2 separate regions of the Homo sapiens genome follow, and region 2 is linked to region 1. A link is an interaction called in ENCODE POLR2A ChIA-PET data of the cell type or tissue named here. Cell type or tissue: PC-9. All regions are shown on one strand.

Evidence for each region. ChIA-PET counts read pairs that join two places held together with the same protein. Peaks named below come from ENCODE experiments on the same cell type or tissue, not always from the same donor. Only the 100,000 strongest peaks of a DNase experiment are listed, where the experiment ranks them.
Region 2: POLR2A ChIA-PET joins it to region 1 with 5 read pairs; 2 of 35 experiments call an interaction of 5 or more read pairs at or near these places.

Annotation. Positions count from the first base shown.
Region 1 is chr2:181,896,064-181,901,063 of GRCh38, forward strand. It overlaps ITPRID2 (ITPR interacting domain containing 2), which reads left to right. Exons shown (of 18, transcript NM_001130445.3): 3 at 1-16; 4 at 845-901; 5 at 2,817-2,856; 6 at 2,951-3,049; 7 at 4,633-4,841. Among named protein-coding and RNA genes, the nearest start is that of ITPRID2, 6.8 kb to the left of the region's middle. In PC-9, no CTCF peak of the experiment used is centred here; no DNase peak of the experiment used is centred here; H3K4me3 peaks cover 48 bases; H3K27ac peaks cover 631 bases.
Region 2 is chr2:182,015,584-182,020,583 of GRCh38, forward strand. All of the region lies in intron 2 of PPP1R1C (protein phosphatase 1 regulatory inhibitor subunit 1C), which reads left to right. Among named protein-coding and RNA genes, the nearest start is that of PPP1R1C, 32 kb to the left of the region's middle. In PC-9, no CTCF peak of the experiment used is centred here; a DNase peak (open chromatin) is centred at 2,758; H3K27ac peaks cover 734 bases.

The DNA.
Region 1 (5,000 bases):
AGTAGTACACTCAAGGGTAAGAGAAGGTTGCCTTTCTAAATCTGTTCTTTATGACAGTTCTACTTCTTTGTCCTCTGGGTAAAAGTGTATATATGACTTATAAAAGTGATATTCATGTTTATAGTATATGCTATTCTGAGCTAGAAGCAAAATGGAGAAACTTTGTTATAAACCGTAAAACAGTAGGGAGTTTAAGCAAATTGCCTAGCCTTTTCACAACGTGAAACTTATATCTTTATTGTCCAGTTAGGTATTATAAAGACTAATTAAATATGAATATATAATATGCAAATATAAGGAAAATACTTATTGAGTGAACAAAAGTTTAGTCAACTTTCGTGCAGCATTTCTTTGCTTACATTTACTGAAATTGCCACACCTAAAATTTTACCACCTGTTCAAGACAGAATTCTAAAGTTCAAAGTACAACAAGCATGTGCAGGCAGTGGCAAGGCATATAAAAAAACATTTACAGTGTCAGGAAAATCCAGCTCCTGACTTAATATGAGATGGATAAGAAGAATATTTGCTCCAGGATCTGGTTTTCCATGAAACTCTTGGTATGTAGTCTGATTGAACATCTTCAAAAATATAAGTTTAAAACAGCCTATAGGTTGGCTTCTGAGAACTTTATGTTGCTGGAAAAGTGGTTTCTTTACGTTAAAGTAAAAGCTTATACCTGCTTCTTGAAGTTATATAATCAGAATAATGTCTGAGTACATTCAAGTCTGAAAGATTTTACTGTATAAGATATTTTGCTGGGTGAATTTAACTAAAACAGTGATTTTATATGAGGGTGGAGAGGAACAGAACACCAGGATGAGTTTTCAAATGTGTCTTTCAGGTGTGCTTGTGAGAAATGGAGGAAGTTTTGAAGATGATTTGTCATTGGGAGCTGAAGGTATGTTTGTTTGGAAGAACTGTATTTTTGTGTAGTTTTCAAATTTAAAAAAAATGAGAAAGCTGAATGGTTTCAGGTTTATGATCCTCAAGCTAAATTTAAAGGTCTTGAAAATGGCTCAGGCATATTTTACATTACCTTTCTTTGTTAATAATCTAGTCATAGTCTGTAGGATACATGTAGGGATGACTCTGAAAAACTATGTGAAGTGTCCATCTGTCTTTCTTGGACTAAATGCTTAAAGGAACAGTTTGTAACAAACCGTGGTAATATAACTGAGGGAAGAATTGTCCTGAAAAAGGAAGGACACTTAAATATTTATACATGGGAAAACAAAATTGAAGCTTATTTTTAGCGCAAAATAGACTTATGTCATACTTACAGCTGCAGCTTGTCTTTCTCTTTGCATTTAAGTGTCTCCTGTCTTTTCCCCATTTTCCTGATTTTTAGAAAATTAAAGGGGAAAGACAAAATAGCAGAGCTAATAGAATTTTATTAGAAATCATGCTGGTGTTTATTCCAGAAAGCATTAGATTTTAAAAAGTGTGTTGTGCTATTTAAAAGTTTTTACAAGTTATGTAATGTTTTCCAGTAGATTTATAATAAAGCTTTCTTGTACAAAAAATAAGAATTTTTAATTATTTTACTGGTGTTTTAAAAGCTATTTTATAGCTCATTGATCAAATTGCATAGATTATTCATAGCTGTATAGCTCAGTTATTAATGTGTACTTTTTTAAAAAAAACAAGGATTTTTAAAAAGTCTTTAAAGCTTACAAGTTGGTGAATAGTGAATTTATACATTGAATTTAATATTCTTGATTTTTTCCTGTTTCAAATGCATCTGTAAAGTAAATTACTTATTTAGAACCTTCTAACATTTAAAACTCTGGAATATGCAAATATATTAGTTCTTATTATTTCTGTTCATATATTTTCAAGCTCTATAAAGAGCTTAAACTTACTGATTCCCACTCAGTACAATTGAACATGTTGTCAATCCGTTATTAAAATGCACTTTGCACTTTTGATATTTGCCTTGGTAGTTTGATAATATTGAATGATTTTATTGGAAACCAGAACCTAAAAAGGAGTCTCATGAAAGAGTAAATCTATTATGTTGTTTTACTGAAAATTATTTCAAGGCTATTTCCATTCATTAAGTAAATAATTACTGAGTGCTGTGAGTTAGGCACCTTTCTGGTGGATGTACAAAGAAACACAAAATTGTCATAACTTTGTAGATCAGAAATGAAAAGCAATTCATGTGTGCTGAAATAGATGTGTTTATAATTAATTTTATTCTTTGTATTTGTCTATAAATTTAACTTTAAACATTAACACTTACCTGTTTAGAACTTTAAGCTAAAGTTCTATCATAAAGTTGAAAGGCAATTTTTAAAAGAAAGTTTATATTGAAATAAGTAGAAATTTTCATGTTATATGTGTGAAAAATCAGTTATAACCTTAAAAAAAATTCACATTAGAAACTGACATATACTATTGCCACACTTAATGTTAAATCATGTTTTCCTCTTAAGATATTATTCATTAATAGCTTTTAAATTTAATAATTAGTACCACATATATGGTACATATCTTCCTCATTACTTATTTCTAACCTGTTAAAGAAATTTAACTGGTTCCCTATACGTTTTTTTATTTTAAGCACTCAAGTGAGAGTAGTTAGTTTCATGTTGCCACAACACAAAAACACCCTTCAAAAGCTCCTGGCCCTGTTCTTATCTATCTGTATATCACTTTTAATAATGCAGATTTAATGGACCAAGATAAGTGTTTAATATATTTGGCATTTAATTCTAATATTGTAGGTAATTAGATTTCTTGATAATTGTATCATAGTAGTTATAGTCCTACTAACAATTGTGCTCTACGTTTATTGTTTTTACCTGTAGCCAACCACCTCCATGAAAGTGATGCTCAAATTGAAAACTGGTATGTAGCTGTTTTGTTCTATTTCTTTTAAAAAATGAAGACCTTTAATGAAAATAAAGTTATAAAGTTTTATATAATCTGATTTTGTTCGTAGCAATAATATCTTGGCCAAAGAGAGAAGATTACAGTTTCATCAGAAAGGGAGAAGTATGAATTCCACTGGATCTGGGAAAAGTAGTGGGACAGTTTCAAGGTAACTTATTCTGAAATTGTGTTGGAATTACATTGTGCTATAGATGACCTACTCTTATCATTTTTTCAATCTTGGATTTGACCTTGATCATATGAAATCAGAAAGAACACAAAAAGAGCGTTTCCTGTACCAGCACAACTGATAGGAGCTTTTTGTTTTGTTTTGTTTTGTTTTGTTTTACTTTGAGATTAAATAAAATGCAATAAATAGGCTTATACTGCTGCTGGAACCCATAAATGAGTATTTTGAGCCCTCTCAACAGCCTGAAAGAGGAACTCCATAGCGGAGTAACTTGTAGTTGTAGAGAACCAAAATTCATTGTTAAGGACTTGAGTTAACTCTGACACAAAAATCAGAATAAATTTTTCTAAGTTACAGCTTGATATTTAAGCATACTTTTTTTCAACACATTAAACCAAAGATCTTTCAAATATATAGTATAGCCAGGCCCAGTGGCTGACACCGGTAATCCCAGTGCTTTGGAGTGTCAAAGTGGGTGGATTACTTGAGCTTAGGAATTCAAGACCAGCCTGAGCAATATGGGGAAACGGCGAAACCCTGTCTTTACAAAAAATGCAAAAATTAGCTGGGTATGGTGGGATCCACCTGTAGTCACAACCACTTGGAAGGCTGAAGTGGTACCCAGGAGGTTGAGGCTGCAGTGAGCTATAATTGTGCCACTCCATTTCAACTTGGCTGACAGAGTGAGACGCTGTCTCAAAAAAGCCAAACAGAAAAATACCCTTGCCCCTCTCCCGCCCGCACATATAGTATATTAAAATACATCAGTGCATGTGCCTATGGAATCCAGTTTAAACTGTTATCCAAATTATAATATTAGAATCTGAGCATTTTGTCTGAAACAAATTGAAATGTCTCTCTGTTGAAGTTCCATCTCTAACTTTCCTGTTTTCTTCAGTGAGTCTTAGAAAGCTTGGATTATCACTGGTATGAGAGAGAAGGGATACTAAATATTTAATTCCCAATAGGATTAGAGTAGTTACCTTTGTGTAACCCACACTCTCTGTACCTTACTCCTCCTACTTCCTGAGTGGAAGTGGTTGGAGAGAAGTTGAAAGTAAGCTCCTCCCTCGCTTCTCTGAAATCAGCTTGTTATCTTTATTGTTCCTCCTAGGACAATTGCCACTCCTAGGACAAGGATAACAGAAAAGCTCAAATTTCACAAAATGTCCCTCAGTTCCTTTTAATTTCTGCTTTAATCTGTTCATTCCTTATTCTTCATCATCTGTCTTCTACTTGTTTTAGCTGCTTTACAGGGAATCTCTTAAAATGACAAAACAAATAAGGTGAGGAATCACGTAGGGAATCTCTGACTGTGTTCGTTGGGGTTAGCTCTTTTCTGCAACTCTAGCAACTTGAGACAATGAACCCTTTATAAGGGCTATTTATTCCCCAGTACACATGTGTAAACATGGTAAAATAAATAATGGTTTCCAGAGCAGAAGCTGAGAAAAAAGATTTTATCACAGGAAATCAGTAATATGTATTCATTTATAATGTGGTGTGGACTATCAATTTATTTTATATTTTCATGTTTCCTTTTTTGCCCCCTTTTTTTGTAGTGTTTCAGAATTGTTGGAACTTTATGAGGAAGATCCTGAAGAAATTCTTTATAATCTTGGATTTGGACGTGATGAACCAGATATTGCTTCTAAAATTCCTTCCAGATTTTTTAATTCATCATCCTTTGCCAAAGGGATAGATATTAAAGTATTTTTGAGTGCTCAGATGCAACGGATGGAAGTAGAAAACCCAAATTATGCTTTAACAAGTAAGATTTTTAAGTGTTAGGCATATTATTTTCTTAAATTATAGCATCTACAGCAAGATGGTCTTATTTTAAAGCCTTAATTTTCAGGAATAGCACTGGAAAGTAAAGAGATTGATTAACGCAAAAGCCATTTTTACATGTTAAAATTAAGCTATTTTA
Region 2 (5,000 bases), 120 kb after region 1:
TGATGTTTATTCAATGCCCAAGAAAATGTCAGTCAGCAGGTGATGAATCTTGCTAGTACTGCTTCCTTCCCTTCAAGGCAGTGGGTTCCTTTCTGGCCCAGGGTATGTCTAGAAATGTCATCCAGGAGCTAGGGCCTGGAATGGGGGGTCTTAGGGCTCTGCTTGGTGCCCTGTTCCACTGTGGCTGAGCTGGATCTAAGTCGCAAAAAAGTCCTCTTTATTCTATTGTCTGCTCTTCTCAAGCAGAGTAAAGGGGTCTCTCCCAGAGCTGCGAGCTTCACTGCCTGTGGTTAAGGGATGGGTGATGACTCAAGCACTCCTTTGGCTGCCCTGGCTGGTATCTCACTAGGTCATTTGCACCCCATGTGTGCGTGTGCCGGCTCCGAGCCCAGCACAGCACTAGGACTTGCCCAGGAATTGCAGTCTTTGTGGCCTAGATTGCCTTTCAAACATACTTAGGACCCCAGAGTGCTTTAGCTTGTGTTGGTGGGACTACCTGAGTCTCAGGATTCCAGCCACTGGGATGAGTGCTTCCCCCTCTGGCTAGGGCTGGTCTAAATGCCCCCTCCATGGGCATCCAATGCGAAGACTCACAATCTCTGAACTCTCTCTCCCACAAGCACACAGATTCTCTCTCCCCACCATGTGGTCACTGCTGGAGAATGGGGGAGGGGTGGCATCAGCAATTCAGGACTGTCTTTTCTACCTTCTTCCATGCCTCTTTCAGTGATATGACATTAAAACCAGAGATTGTGATTGCTCATTTGATTTTTGGTTCTTTCTTATGAAGTTGCTTTCTTGTGTGGATAGTTGTTCAATTTGGTATTCCTACAGGTGGGGAGGGGATGACTGCTAGAGGCTTCTATTTGGCCATCTTGCTCTGCTACCTCTTGAAATGCAATTTCTTTATCTGGAATATAGTGTAGTATTATTCACTTTATGTAAATATTAATATGAAGATTAAATGAAATAATACAGTTATTGGTACATGGTAGTGGTCTAATAAAAGTTTTCTTTTTCCTTCCATTTTAAACATGAAAGTCCATTGAACTGGTATTTTTATACAAGTAGTTATGCATATATTTGAAAGAGAAACTGATTTCTAGTCTTTTCTAGCTGAAATATGATAATACTACAGCTTCTATAAAACATAGGAACCATTTAGTCAGAATACACATCTAATTTTGTCCTTGTTTCTGATAACAAACTGTGAGTCTGAGTTCCTGATTTTATTGTCAGTTGTACTTATCCTTCTGTTAGCAACTTAAAAGTGGTTAGACATCTGTTTAAGTTTTATGTCGTTTTTATAGGGTAGGCCCTAAAGTATCTAATTTGTGTGATTCATAGCCAAATTTCCAATTACAGGAGTAAAGTTTCAATCTTATTTTAATCCATAATCCAAAAGGAATTTTTCCTTGTCATCACAAATTCATGACAGTATATAGTTTACCCATCTTTGAACAGGTTGAGCCATCTTTGAAGTCTTTGCCAAATACTTGGTAGGCCAACAGGCTTTATAAGTTTCTTCTAACAGTAGACATTCTAAGTGAATCAACTATATCTTTAGTGCATTTATTTATTTATGCATGTATTAAGTATACATTTAGCAATAAGTTAACTGATTATAAAAATTACATTTCTGGAAACACACTCATATATGTATGTATATATATAATCAAAATTTATCAATACATTTTAGAGTTATTAATTTATATTGGGGGACTGGTCTAAGTCCATATTTTAACTCTATAACCACTATCCAGCTACCTTTTCATATTGTTAAATCACTATCACCAGAATTTTTTAAATTCACTCTAATTTTTATATAACTTACTTCAAAAGTTATACTTATTTCTCCTTGCTCATTGTTTTTGCTTATATGGCTTAAAGTTTGTATATCAACAAAAAATGAGTGATTTTAGAGTTAGGTAAGAGGCTAGCAGTACAATTGCACAGTAGAATGTTAACATTTAAAGAATATAGGGGTGAATTGAAATAATTTTTCACTTATTTAATCAATTAATAACTATTAAGCACTAACTACATGTTCTAGGTACTGTAGATGCAGTGATGAAGAAAACAATTTATTCTGTGAGTTTGTGTTTTGTCAGCAAGAGAAATAAATTAAAACGTATAGTGCTATATTTGTCAAAATACATTCATTTACTTCCATGTATTTAATAGGAGTTTACTGCAGAACATGTTGTTTTCATAGAACTGTCATACTGTACATCTATTGTTAGTCTCAAAAGAGATGTATGTTGAAAAAGCTCTAGATTTCTGGGATAAGTCAACAAAGGGAAAGATCATACTTTTTTGTTTTGCATTGTAAAACAATGTGCTGTTTACATTGAGGAATGATCATTATTCTAAATTAATGTCAGATAAAAGAACATGGTTATAATTTAAGTTATAGTTTGAGACTTTATGTATTATACATTCAGACTAATCAATAATAGTTATTTCTATTGATTTCCTTCAAATTTTATATTTGTAATCCTGTCTTCTTAAATATTTAAAGCAAAAAATGGACAGTAATGTGAAAAAACGACTTTATACTATAAAGCTCTCAGCTATAATGATCTACCTAAACTAAGACCAAATAAAAACATTGAGAGTATAATTCCTAAGTCTAGTTTCTATGCTGGATGTGTTAGGATAAACCAGATCTCTGATTAGCGAGCTTACAAACTAGTTTAAGGAAACAAGACAAGGAAATTAGAACAGCTAACAGAAATGAGAAACAATATAAAGGAGTTGCAATAAGTAGATGATTCATTATTTAATAATGATGTCAACAGTAAATGCTGTAAGTGTTTGGAAGAGTGAGAACTCTAAGAAGATTGATGTTTTTAGAATTGACTTCATGGAAGAGTTGGAGTTACATTCCAGGCATAGCTTGTGGAAAATCATGGAGGGAGACCTTATAAAGTTTAGATTGTTCAGGCCAGTTAGACTAGAGCAGATGGCTAACACAGATCAGTGAGAATTTAGGTGTGTGGGGACCAGAGGGTTCAGGATGAATAATTCTGAATTTCTCTTGCAAAATAAAAATTATTGTCATTCTATGAGCTAGAACATGATGTGATTAAATGAGGTTCAGTCTTGCAGCATGCAATTTGAAACATGGAGTGGCATGAAAGTCAGTTAGGAGACCAGTGGAATAGTGTAGGAACGAATGATAAGGATCTGACTGGGGGATGGGAAAGCAATCGATTGAAAAAGACTAATTTCTGAGGCACTGAGAAAAATGAATCAACTGATGACTTGAATCATTGATTGGCTACTGAGTATAAAATGAGGATGATGAGAGAGTCAAGCAGGAGTCTTAAGTATGGATAATTGGGTAATTAGAAACCTGGAAAAGGAAAATACTTTTGTGGTGAAAATTAAGTTAGTCATTTACGAAAGTATAGTGAACATATATATCTATATTATAATATATTAAACACAGATAGTGAATGCAACATTACATTACTGAGATGTTATTATAAGTATATTTATGCCATGAAAAAATTCTTATACACAACAACTCAACTTCAAAAATAAGACCAAATGTAGAGATTATTTGAAAGAGTAAAGGTTTGTATCATTATAGATACAGCTTGAAGTTATCTAAGTCTTGTCAATCTGTGGAGCTAGATGTGGTCTTATTTACAATAATTCCTGAAGTTTCTTTGCATGGTAGCCATTACCTGCTAATGTGGGCCCTCCAGCCCCATGCAAAGTACTTTCTCTCATCAAATATTTTTGCCATCCCTTGGGTGGAGTATCACATGTGTACAATTTCCCATGATTTTTACAGCTCTACTGGGCACAGCTGCTACAACTTCACGCCATTTCAACCAGAAGGCACGTATTTTCTTAGTTGGTGGCCACCCTCAGCTCTGAGCCTGCTGATGATACAATGGTACTATGCTGTTTGTTCAAAAATGATTATTCTTTTTATTAACCCTTTAGAAGCGTCCCAAAATACTTAGGGCAGGTTTATTACAGAGAATGGGTAAGTGTCTCATTCAGTTTTTACTTATAGCTCTTTTCCCCATTTTTGAAGAGAAAATGAGTTCAGGGAGGTTAAGTAATGAGCCTGATACCATATAACAAATCAGTGGCAGAGCTAGAGTTTGAACTCAGAGATCTGATCACAAATCCAGTGTTCTTAAACACAGAATTTTTATGAAAGACATCCAGTTTCATAAGACAGCATTGAAATAAGCTCCAGGGATCAGATCCAGAAGTTTATCAAATCAGCAAAACATATTAAATAGAAATTCCTGAGCTGAAGCCAAGCTTAGCAACTAATTTGATGAAGTGTTCTTCAGAGTAAGCAGTGGCATATAGATCCATCTCTGTAACAGCGACTTGAGAACATCAGATATACTAAATAAATGAGATGCTTAAGAAATCAGTTCCCTGAAACTACGACCATTTGAAACTGGTTTAAACCAGTTAACTATTTGTCTGACATTTAATATTGAAGCCTCATTAGAGACATAATTAGTTTTCAGAGGAGCAGGAGATTGCTGATGACTGTAAAGATTTAAAGGACTACAGTGCCCTATGTGTATTTAAATTAAAGTAGCATCATTTTGATTTGGTAAGCTATTTTAGTATATTTAAAAATATTCATACTGTGATTCCTGATAAGTAAGATCTGAGGTAAACAGATTATATGTTTTAATTCCCACATTATAACTGCATAGAATTAGATGAAAGAAGAGTAATATCTTAGATAAAATATCTTATTAGACATGTTCATGCGTTCTGGAATTGGGGGTTAGAGAATGAGAAGGACTGTGCAACTTGTACTTTCCTATCCCTCTGTCTTTTTGAGAGCCACATGAGGATTCTCTTTGAGCATGAAGGGCCTAAGGGTAAAGGTAAACGTTTGCAGAAGCCTAGAGTAGAATAAGTCGTTCCCTAGAGGCCCCTCACATTTTGAACACTGTTTTGCATCTGTTTCCCTGACAGCCTCAGAAGAAACCACAACTCTTCTCAAC